2 separate regions of the Homo sapiens genome follow, and region 2 is linked to region 1. Evidence: read pairs that join two places in POLR2A ChIA-PET (ENCODE). Cell type or tissue: GM12878. All regions are shown on one strand. Links, peaks and the distances in the headings refer to the core of each region. The heading gives the core; the rest is flanking DNA. Region 1 overlaps VWA8 (von Willebrand factor A domain containing 8). Region 2 overlaps VWA8 (von Willebrand factor A domain containing 8).

Region 1 (9,371 bases), core at 1,010-9,009:
AAAATGTGTGTAAAGAATCTCCTTCTTAGTAACTGCTTACTAAATGTTAATTTCTTTCACTTTCCCCCTGGATACACCGAGATCATTGTAAATTCACATATCTTGTACAACTAAACTGTCTTTCCATTTTAAATCTGTTCCTATTCTTGATTTAATTTCTTGACTTTGTTGATAATCTAGCTGCCAAATTACCTAAATTAGAAACCTAGACATCATTGTTGATTCCTTGCTTTCCTGCTGTCTTTACTTAATCTGAAAACAAATCTCACCAGTTAAGCATCTTGATGTCTCATCTGTTCTCTTATCTATTGTCAGTAACTGTCCTAGTAGTGGATTTCATAATCTTTCTCCTGGAATATTATATCCTCTTGACTGCCTTCTTTACCAATAATTCATTCATCATATGACTCTCTAGTAATTTCCTGTTGCTATTGTAACAAGTTACCATAAATTGATGGCTTAAGATAATAGAAATTTATTTTTTCTTTGTCTGGACAACAAAAGTCTGAAATCAGTATGACTGAGCCAGAATCAAAGTGTCAGCAAGGCTGCACTCCATCGGAGGCTCCAGGGGAGAATCTATTCCTTGCCCCTTCTGGGTTTTGGTGGCTGCCAGCATTCCTTGACTAGTGGACTCACCATATCAATCCTGCCTTCATCTTTACATTACCTTCTCCCCTGTGTTTGTGTCAAATCTCCCTCTTTCTCCCTCCTACAAGGAGGATTACATTTAGGGTCCACACACATAGTGCAACATAATCTCCACATCTCAAAATCCTTATCTTAATCTTATTTGCAAAGTCAATTTTGCCATAGAAAGTAACATTGACAGTTTCCAGAGATTAGGATGTGGATTTTTGGGAGGATAAGGGTGGTCACTTTCTGGCTGTCACAGGTCCCCTCTGGGGCCTCATTCCAAATACTTAATCCCCCTCTGGGGCCTCATTCCAAATACTTTCTCCTTTACCCATTGTTTTTAGCTACAGTGGTGTCTTTGTTTTTCCTTGAACTTACTAGTGCCTGCCTCAGGGCCTTTGCCACTTGGTGTTTTCCTCTACCTAGATTATTCTTCCCTGGATAGCTGCATGTTTACTCACTTTCCTTTTTGGGATTTGCTCAGGTGGTCACCTTTTCTGTGAGGCCTTCCTGAAGCTCTCTAGAGTCAAATTTCTATTCCATTTTATTTCTATCCCTCTTTCTGCTTTAAGATTCTTTATAGGGCTTCTTACTCTTTGACATAATGTATGTTTTACTCACTAATTTTTTGTTGTCTATCTTCCTTCTCTCGGATTTCAGTTCCAGGATTGCAGGGGTTTTTTCTTTGTTCCCTGTAGTCTCCCCAGCATCTGGAACTTTGCACAGTAGCTATTCCTGATTTGCACAGTGTTCCTACTGTGCAAAGTTGCAAATGTTGGCAATACTACAGAGAACAAAGTTAGAGATTAGTAATGTATTCCACAAGTATCTGTTAAATAAATGGATGGATGAATCTTCCATATTGTCCCTGGAATGATCTTTCCCAAATCCATTTCCTAAGTTCTTCCCCTTGTTTAAAACCGTTAAGGGATTGACTCTCTTTGCCTGTAGACTGAAGACAGCCTGCTAAACATGCCTGCTGAGTTCCCTCTGACCCTAAGCTGCTCATCAGGCCTCAGTTTCTACAAACTCTCTTGAAGCATCCTCAGCTCTTCCCACACTTAGCTTCTTGCTATTTTCTAATACCGCTTATACTCAAATGTCTCTGCCTTAGATAATGCCTAGAATGTGCTTTCCCTACATCCAGTTGTCCCTTAGTTTCTCTCTTCTCTTAAGTCTCTCTCAGCCCCCTTAGGCAGCAGTAACTAATATCTCCAATCTGCTTTCATGACACTTGACATATATTTGCAAGTTGTATTATATATTGTTGACCTATTGCAGTTGTATTATAATTTACTTTTATTTCCCCAGTTGCTATTTGAGCTCCTTGAGACTAAGTCCCATTTCCCAGCCTGCGGCCTGGCACATAATAGACACTTAAATCTTTGGTGAATTAATGAATAAATTGATTAATTAAAATTTTATTAACAGATTGTCCCTAGAGTTTTCTCTCCTTTAGAACATGCTACATTTTCATTCTTTTATAAAAATGAAGAATAGAAAAATAATGTTTAATAATTTCTGATGAGAACCTTTATGTTTTTAAGCTGAAGTATTACTAATCATGTTAATATGAACAACCCCTTCGAGGTGTACTCTTAAACTGTATAACCATGGTAACTAGGGGAATGTGCTTCATATCTTCACCGCCCCCCTTTTTTTTTGCAAGATAAAACTGCAGTTAGAAATTTGATATAAATGTTAAATACATTAGGAATTTTTAAAGTATACTCTCAATTTTTAATTGATAATAATGTGAGAGCAGAGATTACCAAACCCTTTATTCAACACTTAAATGGCTCAACACAAAGCTTATCTCTCATTTTCTCAACCCTGGTTATTACTGCAAAGCATTTTGGTGCTTTCAACTAGAAGAACTGGAGAATTGGTGTTCAAATATATGAGCATTCCTTATTGATGACTGGAATGAAATGTGAAGCCTGAATTCAGTGTCATGCTTAGAATGAGATTAGAATGTTATACCCTATGGTTTAACAGGACTCTTATAAGAATCCTCTGGTTAGAGTCATTTGTCAAATATTTTTTATGATTAAAATATGAATTTTTCATGGTCCTAGGTATTAAAAATGGGAATTTCTGAGTTATATTTGACTTTTGATATCAGTCACATTGCCTGAATTTTATCCTCAATACATGTTTCTTTCTCATAGCAAGTCAGTTGCCAAGTTTGTTGTATCCTACCTCTCCATTCTTGTTGCCATAACCTTACTGTAGGACTTTTTCCTTTTATAGGCAGATTATTGAAGTAGCTTTCTGTTTCCTGTCTCAGTTCTCTCTGTCCTTCATCCACTTTCTATGCTGCTGCTGATTTAAATTAGGAAGTAGGCTAGTAATAACCTGATTTGAAAATCATGTTACGACTTTACACATAGCAGAATCCTAGTGCCTTTAAGAATAAAGCCAAACCCGTCAGAGTGTCATTCATAGGTCTTTGTTGTTTGAGAGCAAGCCTTCCAGCAGGACCTTCTAGTAAAGCTGGTCTCATTTCCTCATGTTCTACTTGTGGTTCCATTACTTTTGCTTTCATGCCTTTGATGAGAGGATTTCTCATGCCCATTTGAATATTTTAACTGCCTATAACAGCTGTCTACTGTTCCACTTATTTTAGCATTGAAGTATATACTATTTTGAATTGTAATTTATGATTTATTATATTTGAATATTGTCTCCATATCTGGAATGCAAATTAATTGAAAACAAGAATGGACCAATGTCTGCTTGTAATTGAGTTCTTTGAAACTTAGAATGTGTTTTTTAATAGAAGAAAGGATATGTGGTGGTCATGCTTCCAACCTAATTCCCAAAGGAAATATAATACTAATGTTGTAGCTGAGATAGAATACTAACAGCAAACCAATATCTTATGGAGATGTGAAATACACAAGGAAGGATAAATAAATTATTTTTTTCTTCTTTGGGACATACGGAGATGACCTTAGGTGGAACATTAAAACAAGCAAATGTGCAGTGTGTCTTTGACATTCTCCCCTCATCCATTCTGAACCCTTTGTTAATTTCATAGAGTCCTCTTTTCTAGGCCCTTGAGTTCTCAGGGCCACTTTACTGCCCTTATCACCCTCTGTGACATTTCATACTGACCTGCCTTGCCCTCCCAAAGGTCCAGTTGCTTCAAAAGTGCTTCTGTCCTGTGGTTTTCAGTGATAATCACTGTCTTCTAATGCTGCTGATCTAAGTTAGGAATTAGGCCAGTAATAATCTCATTTACTAAATATATGCTAATATGTAGGTCCCATCACCTTTCTCTGCTGGGTTTTTTGTTTTCATTTTGAAGAGGCTGATTTTTAAATAACAGTTGTTGCCATTCGTTGAGCACCCATATGTGTGTGACATGTGCTAAGCACTTTAGAATCATTTTCTAATTTAACCTTCATAACAACCTTAAAGGTGAGGGCATTACTATTGCCATTTTAAAGTTGAGGGAACTGAGCCTTGGAAAGGTTAAGTAATTTGCCAAGGTAACACAGCTAATAAATAGGATACCGACTTATCTGATTCAAAAGCCTATAAACTTTACCATTATGTTATGCTGCCTGCCAAAAGAATTTCAACAAATATTTATTGAGTACTGACCATGTCCTGAGTTCTGTACTAGCAACTCTATTCGTGGAATTTTGGGAAATGTAATATAGCAAAGTGAAAGTATTCTGACAGCATAGGGGAAGGATTCAAAACAGCAAGCTGCAGCACAAGTGACAAATTGGTTGACACCTCTGTGGCCAACAGCCTAAATTGTTTACAACTCTTTTTGGCTATTTTAGAAACCACCGATTTGCTTAAAGCTTTAAACATTTCCGTGGTATCTTAACACCTTGGCTTTGTGTAAGGAGAAAAAGTGAACAGTCAATCATACAGCCTAAGTCCAGTGTGACCTTTGTTATGTAACATCCTTCCCCCATTGCCCCTCCCATCTCCAACTTAGCACAATTAAAATACATTAATTAAATTTAATTGATAAATACTTTAGATTTTTTAAAAACTATCTTCAAGGATGTTTTAAGTGTAAATTGGTTTCTGTTTATTTTGATTTGTAATTAATTAACAGCACATACTTTAAGTTTGGCCTTACCCCTTCAGTAATAATGAATTCTGCTGTGATATCCATCTAAAGGGACTTTAGCAAGTTGAAACAAGACTCTTAACACAATGTATTTGTCTTTTGATAGGCACAATCATTAGCGGCATCACTTTCTACCAGACAACTGTTGCGAATTTCTCGTCGGCTGTCACAGTATCCTAATGAAAATCTTCACAGTGCTGTTACTAAAGCCTGCCTTTCCAGGTAAACATATTCTTTCTCACTGCGTGTAAGTTTCTGGATCTTCACTAAAACTATAAGATAAGTTTAACTGATGGTGCATATTCCCAATTCTTCAAAATATATTGGTCTGAATGTAGAGCTATTTCAGCCTTGCCTTCACTGATTAGAACTTATTTAATACAACATATTATCTTTTAAAATTAATTTTTGGTCCCAGCATCACCAGAAGCAGATGTTGGTACTATGCTTCCTGTACAGCCTGCAGAACCATGAGCCAAAATAAAACCTCTTTTATTTATTAAAAATAAAATAAAATAAAATAAATTTTTATCCTTAATTTGTATGGGTACATGGTCAGTATATATTTATGGGGTACATGAGATACTTTGATACAGGCATAGAATATGTAATAATCACAACAGGGTGAATGCCATATCTATCACCCTAAGCATTTATCATTTCTTTGCATTATGAACGTTCCAATTATACTTTTAGTTACTTAAAAATGAACAATAAATTGTTGACTATAGTCACCTTGTTATGCTATCAAATACTAGATCTTCATTCTATCTATGTTTTTGTACCCATTAACCATTCCCTTCCCCAATTCTCACTACCCTTCCCACCTCTGGTAACCATCCTTCTAGTCTCTCTTTGTGAATTCTATTGTTTTAATTTTTAGCTTTTAGAAATGAGTGAAAACATGTGAAGTTTGTCTTTCTATGCATGGCTTATTTCAGTTTAAATAATGTGCTGTAGTTCCATCCATGTTGTTGCAAATGACAGAACTTCATTCATTCTTTTTTATGGCTGAACAGTACTCTATTGTGTGTGTGTACAACATTATCCATTTGTCTGTTGATGAACACTTAGGTTGCCTCCGAATCTTAGCTATTGTGAATAGTGCTTCAATAAACATGGTAGCACAGACCTCTCTTCAATATATGGATTTTCTTTCTGTTGGGCATATACCGGGCATATACCTAGCCTATACCTAGGATTGGTGTGTCATATGGTTGTTCTAGTTATTTTTTTTTCTTCTTTTTTTGAGGAACTCCATATAGTTCTCTATAGTGGTTATACTAATTTACATTTCCACCCACAGTGTACAAGGGTTCCCTTTTCTTCACTTACTTGCTGGTATTTGTTATTGCCTATCTTTTGGATAAAAGCCATTTTAATTGGGGTGAGGTGATACCTCATTATAGTTTTGATTTGCATTTCTCTAGTCATCAGTGATGTTGAGTACCTTTTCATATACCTGTGTGCCATTTGTATCTCTTCTTTTGAGAAATTTCTATTCAGATCTTTCATGCATTGTATAATCAGATTATTAGGCTTTTTCCTACTGAGTTGTTTAAATTCATATATTTTATCAATCCCTTGTCAGATGGATGATTTGCAAATATTTTTTCCCATTCTGTGGGTTGTCTCTTCACTTCATTGACAATTTCCTTTGCTGCCCAAGAAGCTTTTTAACTCAATGTGATCCTATTTGTCCCATTTTTGCTTTGGTTGCCTATGCTTGTGGGGAATTACTTAAGAAATATTTGTCCTGACCAATGTCTTGGAGAGTTTTTCCAATGCTTTCTTTTAGTAGTTTCATAGTTTGAGGTCTTAGATTTAATTCTTAATCCATTTTGATTTGATTTTTGTATATGGCAAGAGATAGGGTCTACTTTCATTCTTCTGCTTATGGATATCCAGTTTTCCCAGCACCATTTATTGAAGAAACTCTCCTTTCCCCAATGTATGGTCTTGACACATTTGTCAAGAATGAGTTCACTGTAGGTGTATGGATTTGTTTCTGGGTTCTCTATTCTGTTCCATTGGTCTATGTATCTGTTATGCTAGTACTATGCTGTTTTGGTTACATAGCTCTATAGTATAATTTGAAGTCAGGTAATATGATTGGTTCAGTTTTGTTCTTTTTGCTCAAGATGGCTTTGGCTATTCTGGGTCTTTGTGGTTTCATATAAATTTTAGGATTATTTTTCTATTTCTGTAAAGAATGTCATTAATATTTTGATAGGGATTGCATTTAATCTGTAGATTGTTTGTGGTAGTATGGACATTTTAACAGCATTGATTGTTCCAATCCATAAATATGGAATATCTTTCCATTTTTTAGCATCCTCTTCAATTTCCTCCATCAGTGTTTTATAGTTTTCATTGTAGGGGTCTTTCCCTTCTTTGGTTAAGTTTATTCTTATATATATTATTTTATTTGTAGCTGTTGTAAATTGGATTACTTTTTTTATTTCTTTTTCACATTGTTCACTTTTGACATACAGAAGCGCTACTGATTTTTGTATGTTGATTTTGTGTCCTGCAACTTTAATGAATTTGTTGATCAATTCTAATAGGTTTCTGTTGGAGTCTTTAGGTTTTTTTTTCAAGTATAAGCTCATATCATCTGCAAACAAGGATAATGTAATTTTTTCCTTTCCAGTTTGAGTACTTTTCATTTCTCTCTTGTATCCAGTTGCTCTAGGTAGGTTTTCCACTACTGTGTTGGATAACAGAGGTGAAAGTGTGTATCCTTGCCTTGTTTCAGATCTTAGAGGAAAGGCTTCCAGTTTTTCCGATTCAGTATTGATATGGGTTGGATCTGTGTCCCTGCCCAAATCTTGTGTCTAATTCTAATCCCCAGTGTTGGAGGTGGGGCCTGGTGGGAGATGACTGGATCATGGGGGTGGATTTCCCCTTGGTGATGGTCTCATGACAGTGAGTGAGTTCTCATGAGATCTGGTTGTTTAAAAGTTTGTGGTACCTCCCTGCCTCTCTCTCTTTCTCCTGCTCTGACAATGTGAAGTGCTTGTTCCCCCGTTGCCTTCTGCCATGATTTTAAGTTTCCTAAAGCCTCCCCATAAGACAAGAAAATGCCAGCGTCATGTGTCCTGTACAGCACCATGAGCCAATTAAAGTTCTTTTCTTTATGAATTACTCAGTCTCAGATATTTCTTTATAGTCGTACAAAAACGGACTAACACAAGTATGATACTAGCTGTAGGTCTGTCATATATGGCTTTCATTGTGTTGAGGTATGTTCCTTCTATACTCAGTGTTTTTTTAAAAAAGTTTATTTTTATTTTGTTAGTGATTTTAAATATGGAGTCTCACTTTGTTGCCAGGCTGTATAGTTTTTGTCTTGAAGTCTATTTTGTCTGATATAAGTATAGTGACTCCTGTTTTTTGTTTGTTGGTTTGTTTCATTTGACATGGAATATTTTTTTCTGTCCCTTTATTTTCAGTCTATGTATCATCATATGTGAAGTGTGCTTGTTGTAGACAACGGATCGTAGTGCAGTGGCTATTCACAGGCGCGATCTCCCTGCTGATCGACACAGGAGTTTTGACTGGCTCTTTTTCTGACCTGAGCCAGTTCACTCTTCCTTAGGCAACCTGGTGGTTCCCCGCTCCTGGGAGATTACCATATTGATGCTGAACTTAGTGCAGATACCCAGTCAGTATAGTGCATTACAACCCAGAACGCCTGGGCTCGAGCCATTCTCTTGCCTCAGTGTCCTGAGTAGCTGGGACTACAGGCATGCACCACTGTGCCCAGCTATCCTCATCATTTGGAGGGTTTTCATCATGAAGGGATGTTGAATTTTATAAAATTCTTTTTCAGCATCAATTGAAGTGATCACATGGTTTTTGTTTTACCTTCTGTTGATATGATGCATCACATTGACTGATATGCATGTGTTTAACCATGCTGGCATCCCTGGCATAAATCCCGCTTGGTCATGATGAATGATCTTTATAATGTGTTGTTGAGTTTGGCTTGCTACTATTTTATTGAGGATTTTTGCATCAACATTTGTCAAGGATATTGGCCTGTAGTTTTCTTTTTTTTTGATGTGTCTTCTCTGGTTTTGGTATCAGGGTAATAGTGGCCTTGTAGAACAAGTTTGGAAATATTCCCTCCTCCTCTATTTTTCAGAATGGTTTCAGTAGGATTGGTATTAGTTCTTCTATAAATGTTTGGTCAAATTCAGCAGGCAAGCGATCAGGGCCCAGGCTTTTCTTTGCTGAAGACTTTTTGTTATGGTGTCAATCTCGTTACTTGTTATTGGTTTGTTCACATTTTCTATTTCTTCGTAGTTCAATCTTGAGAGGTTGTGTGTGTTTAAGAATTTCTCCGTTTCTTCTTGGTGTTCCGATGTGTTGGCATATAGTTTCTCATGGTAGCTTCTAATGATCCTTTGTATTTCTGTGGTAACAGTTCTAACGTCTCCTTTTTCATCTCTGATTTTATTTATTTGAATCTTCCTTTTTCTTAGTTGGAGTAAAGGTTTGTCAATTTTATCTTTGCAAAAAACTAACTTTTCATTTCATTAATCTTTTCCTTTTTTTTTTTTTTGAGATGGAGTCTCACTCTGTTGCCAGACTGGAGTGCAGTGGCACGACCTCAGCTCACTGCAATCTC
Region 2 (9,371 bases), core at 1,016-9,015, 120 kb before region 1:
TTCTTTGCTTCCAGTATGGCTGTTATTACTTTGCAGTATGGTTTTTCAAAACATAAGAAGTATAAATTTTTGTTCCTATTACAAATATAAAACATAATCAACATAAAAACTTGGAAAACATTGAAAAACACAAAAGATAAAACCAAAATTGTCCATAAGCCTAAATAGACACTATTAATAATATATGTAATTCTAATTTTTAAAAACAGTATTATTAGGTATAACTGACATGCAATACACTGCACATATTTAGAATGTATAATTTGATGTTTTTACATATGTATATAACCAGGAAACATTACTATAATCAAAATACTGATCAAATAAATTTATCTCCCCAAAAAGCTTACTTGTGCCTCTTTGTAATGTTTCCTGGTTCCTCCATTGCCTAGGAATCATTAATCTGCTTTGTAGATTTATTCGGATTTTCTAGAATTTTATATAAATGGAGTCATACAACATATATACTTTTCTGTCTAGCTTTTATCACTCAGCATAATGATTTTGAGTTTTTTTCTTTCTAAGTGGTATTCCATTGTATGGATATATTACAATTTGTTTCTATATCCACATGTTGGTAGACATTTGGGTTGTTATAGGCTCTTAGAAATAAAGCTGCTCTCAACATTGATGTACAAGTCTTTGTATGGACATAGGCTTTCTTTTTTCTTGTGTAAATACCTGCATCATGCGGTAGATGTTTAACTTTTTAAGAAATGCCATTCTGTTTTCCACAGTGGTTGTATCATTTTACATTTCCACCAGCAGTGTATCAGAGTTCCAGTTCCTCCATATTCTTGCCAGCTCTTGGTGTGGTCAGACTTTTGAATTTTAACCATTAAAATAGTTATGTAGTAGTATCTCACAGTGATTTTAAATTGCATTTCCTAGTGACTAAAGATGTTAGGCATCTATTTCTGTGTTTATTTATCATCTTTATATCTTTTGTAAAGTGTCTGGTCAAATCTTTGCCTACATTTTGGGTGGGCTGTTTGTGGTTTTTTTTTTTTTGAGTTGCTTTTTCTTTATATAGTCTGGATATAAGGACTTTATCAGATATAAGATTTGCAAATATGTTATTCTAGTCTATGACTTATCTTTTTATTCTCCTAATAGTGTTCTCTGAAGAGCAGGAGTTTTAAATTTTAATGAAGTCCAACTTACTAAGTTTTTACTTTTATGGATTGTGCTTTTGGTGTCACCTAAGAAATCCTAAAAAATCTTTGTTAACCGAGGGTCACAAAGACTTCTTTTCTCATTTTTTTCTAGATGTAGTTGTACTTGTGCATTTTACATTTGTGTCTGTCATCCTTTTTTGAGTTAATTCTTGTATGTGGCATAGGGTATGGGTCAAAGTTTATTTTTTGCATATGGATATCCAGTTATTTCAGCTCCATTTCCTGACAAGACTATCCTTTCTTCACTGAATTGCCTTTGTAGTTATGTCAGAAGTCTGATGCCTGTGTGTATTGTGAGTCTGTTTTTAGACTCTGTTCTGTTCCATTGATCTATTTTTCTGTCTTGACATCAGTGCCTCACTGTTTTGACTACTGTAGCTTTACAATTAGTCTGGAAATCAGATAATGTTAGTTCTCCATCTTTGTTCTTTTAAAAAGTTGTTTTGGTTATTCTAAGTTCTTTGCATCTATATGTGATTTGTAATCAACTTGTCAATTTATAAAACAACAAAAAAGCCTGCTGGGATTTTTAATGGGGATTGCATTAAATCTGTAGATCATTTTGGAGATAATTGCTATCTTAATATTATTGAAACTTCCAACTCATGAACAAGATATATTTCTCTATTTAGATCTTTAATTTCTCTCAGCAATGTTGTATTGTTTTCAGTGTACAGGTCTTGCATATGTTTTGTCAGCTTTATGCTTTGAGTATTTCATACTTTTTGATGTTATTGTAAATGATATTGTCTTTTTAACTTAAACATAGAAGTACAGTTGATTTTTGTATACTAATCTTGAATCTTGAGGCCGTGCAAAACTCGCTTATTAGTTCTAGAGCTTGTTTTTGTAGATTGCATCACATTTTCTATATAAACAATCATGTCCATAAATAAAGACAGCTCTACTTTTTCCTTTCCAATCTGGATGTTTCTGATTTCTTTTATGTGTTTACCTTATTGTACTTGCTAAAATCTCTTTAATATGTAATTTATTATATAAAACATTAAAATATGTTGAATAGAAGTTATGAGAGAGAACGTCTTATTCCGGATGTTGGGGGAAAGGGTTTTTAGTCTTTCATTTTTAAGTAGGTTAGGTAAAGGTTTAGGATGTTCTTTATCAAGTTAAGGACGTTTTTTTCTATTCATAGTTTGCTTAGAGTTTTTAATCTGGAAGAGATGTTGGATGTCATCAAGTGCTTTTTCCGTGTCTTTTGATATGATCTTGTGTTTTTTTTTCTTTTTCTTTTTTGTTTATTAATGTGGTGAATTACATTGATTGATTTTCAGATGTTAAGCTAACTTTTCAACTTCTCATTCCTGGGATAAGACCCTCTTGGTAACAATGTGTGAGTCTTTTTATATATTATTGGACTCAGTGTGTGAACATTTTGTTTAGGATTTGTACATCTCTATGAAGGATATTGATCTGCAGCTTTCCTTACTTGTCATGTCTTTGTCAGATTTCGATATGAGGGTAATACTGACCTCATAGAATGAATTGGGAATAATTTCCTCCTCTTCAATTTTCTGAATGAATTTGTATAAAATTGATATTTTTTCTTAAATGTTTGGTAGAATTCATCAGTGAAGCCATCTTGGCCCAGGGTTTTCTTTTCGGGAGGTTATTAACTGTAAATTCAGTTTCTTTCATAGATATAGTCATTCAAGTTATCCCTAATTGTGTCAACTAAAAAAGGAGCTGACTCTTTTAAGGACTTTGTTCATTTCTTCTAAGTTGTGGAATACATTAGCATAAGTGTTTTTTTTTTAACAATATCCACTTATTATCCTTTTAATATCTGAAGTATCTGTATTTTCTGTCTGTCTGTCTCTCTGTCATTCATGATGTTGGTGAATTGTGTCTTCTCTCTCTTAATAGTCTGACCAGAGGTTTGTCAATTTTATTGTTAGTCTCAGAGAACAAGCTTTTGGTTTCATTCATTTTTCTTTGTGTTTTTGTTTTCTATTGCATTGATTTTTAAGCTATGATGAATATTATTTTCTTTCTTTGGATCTCATTTTCTCTTCTTTTTCTAGTCTTTTAAGGCAGAAGCTGAAGCCATTAATTGGAAACACTTCAGTTTTCTCAGGATAGGCAATTAGTGCTGTAAAATTTTCCCCAAGTACAGCTTTAGTGGAATGCTAAAATTTTTGATACATTGTTTTCACTTTCATTCAGTTCAAAAAGCTTTGTAATTTCCCTTTTAATTTCTTCTTTGCCCATGTGTTAGTTTTTTTTTTAATTTTTTATATGTAACATATAACATGATGTTATGAGATATATATAGATAGTAAAATGGTTACTATAGTGAAGCAAATTAACATATCCATCATCTCACATAGTTACTCATGTTTTTTTTGGTTTGGCAAAAGCAGCTAAAAACTACTCATTTAGGAGGAATTTCAATACAATTTCACAGTACAGTTTTATTACTTATAGTCCTCATATTGTACATTAGATCTCTAGACTTGGTCATCTTACATATCTGCTATTTAAATACTCTGACCTGTATCTCCCCATTTCCTACCCACCCCTACCCCTGGTAACCAATGTTTTTTTTCTGTATCTCTGTGTTTTTTACTCCCCCTGCACCCCACCGCCCCAACCAGATTCCACATATAAGTGAGCTCATGTAGGGGTTTTTTTTTTTTTTTTTTTTTTTTTAACCCTGGGTCTGGTTTATTTCTCTTAGCATAATGTCCTCCAACTTCATTCATGTTGTGGCAAGTGGTAAGATTTCCTTCTTTTTAAAGGCTGAATAATAAATATTCTTTTTTTTTTTTTTTTTTTCCCCTGAGACGGAGTCTCACTCTGTTGCCCAGGCTGGAGTGCAGTGGCGCAATCTCGGCTCACTGCAACCTTCGTCTCCCGGGTTCAAGCGATTCTCCTGCCTCAGTCTCCTGAGTAGCTGGGACTACAGGCGTGCGCCACCATGCCCATCTAATTTTTGTATTTTTAGTAGAGACGGGGTTTCACCATGTTGGCCAGGATGGTCTCAATCTCTTGACCTCGTGATCCGCCCGCCTCGGCCTCTCAAAGTGCTGGGATTACAGGCGTGAGCCACCGTGCCTGGCCTAAATATTGTGTAGATATACAAGCTGACCATCCCTTATCTGAAATGCTTGGGACCAGAGTTATTTTGCATTTCAGATTTTTAAAAATTTTTGAATATTTGCGACATTGCGGGGATGGGACCCAACTCTAAACATGAAGTCCAGTTGTGTTTAATGTATATCTTATACACGTAGCCTGAAGGTAGTTCTGTTTTTCCCTTGGGGATGCTTAGTAAATTGGGTGTTGAATGCCTGCTTTTTGACTGCGACCTATCACATGCAGTCAAATGTGTGGAATTTTTCACCTGTGGTGTCATGTCGACACTCAGAACATTTCAGATTTTAGAGTATTTTGAATTAATGATTTTGGGATTAGAGCTGCTCAACCTGTATCATGGTTTCTTTATTCATTTATCCATTGACATTTTGGTTGTTTCCGTATCTTTGCTATTGTGAATAGTGCTTCAACGAACATGGAGTACAGATATCTTTATGAGGTGATTTTATTTCCTTTGGGTATATATCCAGAAGAATTGCTGAGTCATATAGTATTTCTAGTTTTAATTTCTTTAGAAATGGCCACATTGTTTTCCATTATGGCTGTACCAATTTACATGTCTACCAACAGTGCGCACTCTTTTCTCCACACCCTTGCCGACATTTATCTTTTGATTTTTTGATAATAGCCGTGCTAACACATGTGAGGTGGTATCTCATTGTGGTTTTGATTTGTATTTCCCTGACTCCTGATTTAATGATGTTGAGCACCTTTTCATATACCTGTTGGCCATTTTTACACCTTCTTTGGAGAATTCAAATCCTTTGCCCATTTTTAAATTGGGTTGTTTTTCTACTATTGAATTATATGAATTCTTTATAAATTTGGATATTAGCCCCTCACCAGATATATGGATTGCAAATGTTTTTTTCCTAATTGATAAGTTACCTTTTCATTTTGTTGATTGTTTTCTATGCTGTGCAAAAGATTTTTAGTTTTATGTAGTCTCACTTATTTGTTTTTGCTTTTGTAGTTTGAGCTTTTGGTTGAGATAATAAAAAAGAAATCATTGCCAAGGCCAATGTCCAGGAGCTTTTTTCCTAGGAATTTTATATTTCAGGTCTTACATTTAGAGTTGATTTTTGTATATGGTATAGGTTAAAGGTCTGATTTCATTCTTTTGCCTGTGGAAATCCAGTTTTCTCAGCACCATTTATTGAAGAGACTATCCTTTCCCCATTGGGTCCTTGATGCCCTTGTCAAAAATTGGTTGACTGTATATGTTTGAATTTATTTCTAGGCTCTTTATGCTGTTATACTGGTCTATGTGTCTGTCTTTTTTTTGCCAGTATCATACCTTTTTAAAAACTGATACATACTAGTTGCACATATTTCTGGGGTAAGTGTGATATTTTGATACACACATAATTTGTAACACAGGGCTGAGTGCTGTGGATCATGCCTGTAATCCCAGTACCTTGGGAGGCCAAGGCAGGAGGATTGCTCTAGCCCAGGAGTTCAAGATCAGCCATGGCAACATAGTGAGGCCCTGTCTCTATAAAAAAATTAATTAGCTGGATGTGGTGGCACACACCTGTAGCCCCAGCTACTTGGGAGACTGAGGTGGGAGGATTGCTTAAGCCTGGGAGGTTGAGACTGCAGTGAGCTATGATTGTGCCACTGCACTCCAGCCTGAGTGACAGAGTGAGACCCTATCTCAAAAAAAAAAAAAAAAAAAAAATTAAAGTCAAGAAGTGTGATGTTTCCAAGTTTGTTTTTCTTTCTCAGAAATGTTGGCTATTTGAGATCTTTTGTATTTTTACACATATATTTTAGGATTGTTTTTTCTATCTGTGAAGAATGCCATTGGGATTTTGAAAGGTATTGCATGGAATCTGTATACTGCTTTGGATAGTATATACATCTTCACAATATTAATGGACATGGGATATTTTCCATTTATTTGTGTCCCTTATGTTCCTTTTTATTCCTGAGGCATCTGTTGTAATGTCTTTACTTTCACTTTTTATTTATTTGAGTCTTCTCTTTTTTTTTTCCCTTAAACAAGCTGAAGGTTTATCAGTTTTATTTTTTCAAAAAACCTCTTAGTTTTGTTGATTCTGTCTATGGTTTTTCTGTTTTCTATTTGATTTATTTCTGTTATGATGTTTATTTCCTTTCTTCTGCTAACTTTGGGTTTATTTCTTTTTTTCGAGTTCTTGAGGCATAACGTTCAACTGTTCAGAATCTTTTTAATGTAGGCATCTATTGCTGTAAACTTTGCTCTTAGAACTGCTTTTGCTACATCCCACAGGTTTTGGCATGCTGTGTTTCCATTGTCATTTGTCTCAAGATATTTTAAAATTTCCCTTTTGGTTTCTTCTTGGCCCACTGGTTGTTCAAGAGCATGTTGTTTCATTTTCACATATTTGTAAATTTTCCAGGATTCTTCCTGTTACTGTTTTCTAGTTTCATATCATTATGATCTGAAATGATACTAGATATGATTTTGGTTTTCTAAATTTGTTAAGGCTTGTTTTCTGGCCTAACATGGACAATTTTGGAGACCATTTCATGTATGCTAGAGATAAATGTGTATACTGCTGATGTTGGATGAAAAATTTCAAATATGTCTGTTAGGCTTATTTGGTCTAAGGTGCAATTCAAACTCAGTATTTCCTTATCAATTTTCTGTCTGGTTGATATATCCTTTGTTGAAAATTGAGAATTGAAGTCCTCTATGATTATTGTATTGCTCTTTATCTCTTCATGTCCATTAATATTTGCTTTAATGTATTTAGGTGCTACAGTGTTGGGTGAATATATATTTATAATTGTTATGTTCCCTTGAAGAATTTACTCCTTTATTATTAAATAATGACCTTCTTTGTCTCTTGTGACAGAATTTGACGTGAAGTCTATTTTATTAGATATTAGTATAGCCATTCATGCTTTCTTTTGGTTACCATTTCCATAGAATATCTTATCTTCTTCCATCCCTTTACATTTGTCCTGTCTGTCCTTAAAGCTAAAGTGGGTCTCTTGTAGGCAGCATATAATTGAATTCCCCCCTTTTTTTAAATCCATGCAGCCACTCTTAGATAATTTATTTACATTCAAGATAATTATTTATAGGTAAGGACTCACTGTTTCCATTGTGTTATTTGTTTTCTGGCTGTTTTGTAGATCCTTTGTTCCTTTCTTTCTCTGTTGTTACCCTCTGTGATTTGATGATTTTCTATAACACTATGCTTTGATTTCTTTCTCTGTATTGTTTTTGTATCTGCTATACTTTTTTGTTTTGCAGGTATGATGAGGCTTACATAAAACATCTTATAGTTTTTTTTTTTTGAGAGGAGACAAATGGTTTATTTGGTAACAAGGAATAAAAAGAAATTCTTAATTCCTTGTCTCTCTTCTGATGGCTGAATGGAACTGTGGTAGTCAAATGGAAAGCAACACACAAGAATTCCCTTGCAGACCTTGATCTTTTGCAGATGTGCAAAGATGCTTGACTTATACAACTTGCAATTATTATTTTCTAGACAGAAGTGCCAGCTGTTGTGCTTTCCAGCATATCAGTGGTTGCTACATTCTCCTTGTCTTTGGGTTTTATAGCAGGAAATAGAAGTACTTCCTTGATGTTGTTGGAATCTTTTGAGAAAAATGGTGACTTGGTCAATGCCCATGCCTGTACGTATTCCAGGGCAGTACAGAAGTTTTCATCTGTGAAATGGCCTCATCATCACCTGTGGCCTTGGCTTTGGCCTGTTGTTCAAAAACCCGCTGCTGCGGCACAGGATTATTCAGCTTAGTTTAGGCATCGCTTATCTCTTTCTTCATGACAAGCAGCTCAAAGTGCTTGGACAGATTCTCTTTAGAGCGGTGCCATTTGCCATAGCGCTCATTATCTGTGGATGATCACAGATTAATGTAGGATTGATGCAAATCATTTCCAGGAACTCCCCTACAAGCTTGTCAAGGAGCCTGGCTGTGGTCCAAGGTAGAGGGCATTCAACAGCTTTTGCCACACAGATATCATTAAGAAGTTTGCAAGTTTCATCAGTTTCAAAGAGGTTAGTTTCTGGCAGCTTTACCCCCCAGGGCTTTCTCAAGTTCTTCTACCATGCTGATTCTCTGGAAGGGTGGGGTGAAGTCAGTATCATAGGCCTGGCCCTATGGGCCATCTGGGTGGTAGCTGACCTTGTAACTGCCTGTAATATGCTTTACCATCCCTGAAACCATCTTCTCTGTGATTTCCAAGAGATTGTGGTAGTCTGCATAGGCCATATAGAACTCGCAGGTGGTGAACTCAGGATTGTGCCTCAAATCAATCCCTTCATTCTGGAACTGGCATCCAGTTTCATAAATCTGCTTGGTGCCACCAACCACTAGCATCTTATGATAGAGTTCCGGAGCAATTCTCATGTCCAGCGCATTGTCATAAGTGATGAAAAGCTTGGCCACAGCTCCCCCGGGATGATGTTCACCATGGGAGTTTCAATCTTTAGGAATCCCAGTTCATCCAAGAAACTTCTTATACATGTGATGATCTTAGAGCAGATGATAAATTTCTGCCTCACAAAATCATTTAGTATCAAGTCCAAGTATTTCTGATGATACCTTGTTTCCTGGTCTTTGAGGCCACAGTGAAGATGAGGTAACATATGCATGTGGGGAGACAGCAGTGTGATCTCATAAGGAATGATGCTCAGCTCACCCTTCTTGGTTTTCCCAGGGTTCCCCTGAACTCCAATTATGTCTCCTTGATGCAGTTTCTTACTAATATGAATAAATTCTTCTGATTTATAATTTCTGGGATTCACCATGACTTGCAACTTGACCCCCTCTCCTTGAAGGTCATAGAAGATGAACTTTCCCTCAGAAGCTCTTTTAGCATGGATCCTACCTGCCACCTTTAAGGTGACATCATTCAGGTGACCCCCAGGCTGCTGGTGACTATATTCTTGGATGAAGTCATTGAATGAGATGTCTGCATGGAACTTGTGTGGGTATGGGTGTTCCCCATTGACATTCAGTTGATAAACTGCCTGACTATGGATCTTGTAGTGTTGATTTGGGTCCAGGCTCTTCTCCTCAGTACCCACACCACTGTCAGTGGTATGGTTGGTGACA

Evidence for each region. ChIA-PET counts read pairs that join two places held together with the same protein. Peaks named below come from ENCODE experiments on the same cell type or tissue, not always from the same donor. Only the 100,000 strongest peaks of a DNase experiment are listed, where the experiment ranks them.
Region 2: POLR2A ChIA-PET joins it to region 1 with 5 read pairs; 2 of 35 experiments call an interaction of 5 or more read pairs at or near these places.

The regions. Positions count from the first base shown.
Region 1 is chr13:41,806,811-41,816,181 of GRCh38, reverse strand. VWA8 (von Willebrand factor A domain containing 8) reads left to right here. Exons shown (of 45, transcript NM_015058.2): 17 at 4,842-4,957. It also overlaps the pseudogene RN7SL515P. Among named protein-coding and RNA genes, the nearest start is that of VWA8, 150 kb to the left of the region's middle. RefSeq lists an enhancer at 3,221-3,270. In GM12878, for the core only: no CTCF peak of the experiment used is centred there; DNase peaks (open chromatin) are centred at 3,101 and 4,431; H3K27ac peaks cover 1,162 bases.
Region 2 is chr13:41,925,757-41,935,127 of GRCh38, reverse strand. The region is part of intron 2 of VWA8 (von Willebrand factor A domain containing 8); the gene reads left to right. It also overlaps the pseudogene KARS1P1. Among named protein-coding and RNA genes, the nearest start is that of VWA8, 31 kb to the left of the region's middle. In GM12878, for the core only: no CTCF peak of the experiment used is centred there; no DNase peak of the experiment used is centred there; H3K4me3 peaks cover 613 bases; H3K27ac peaks cover 790 bases.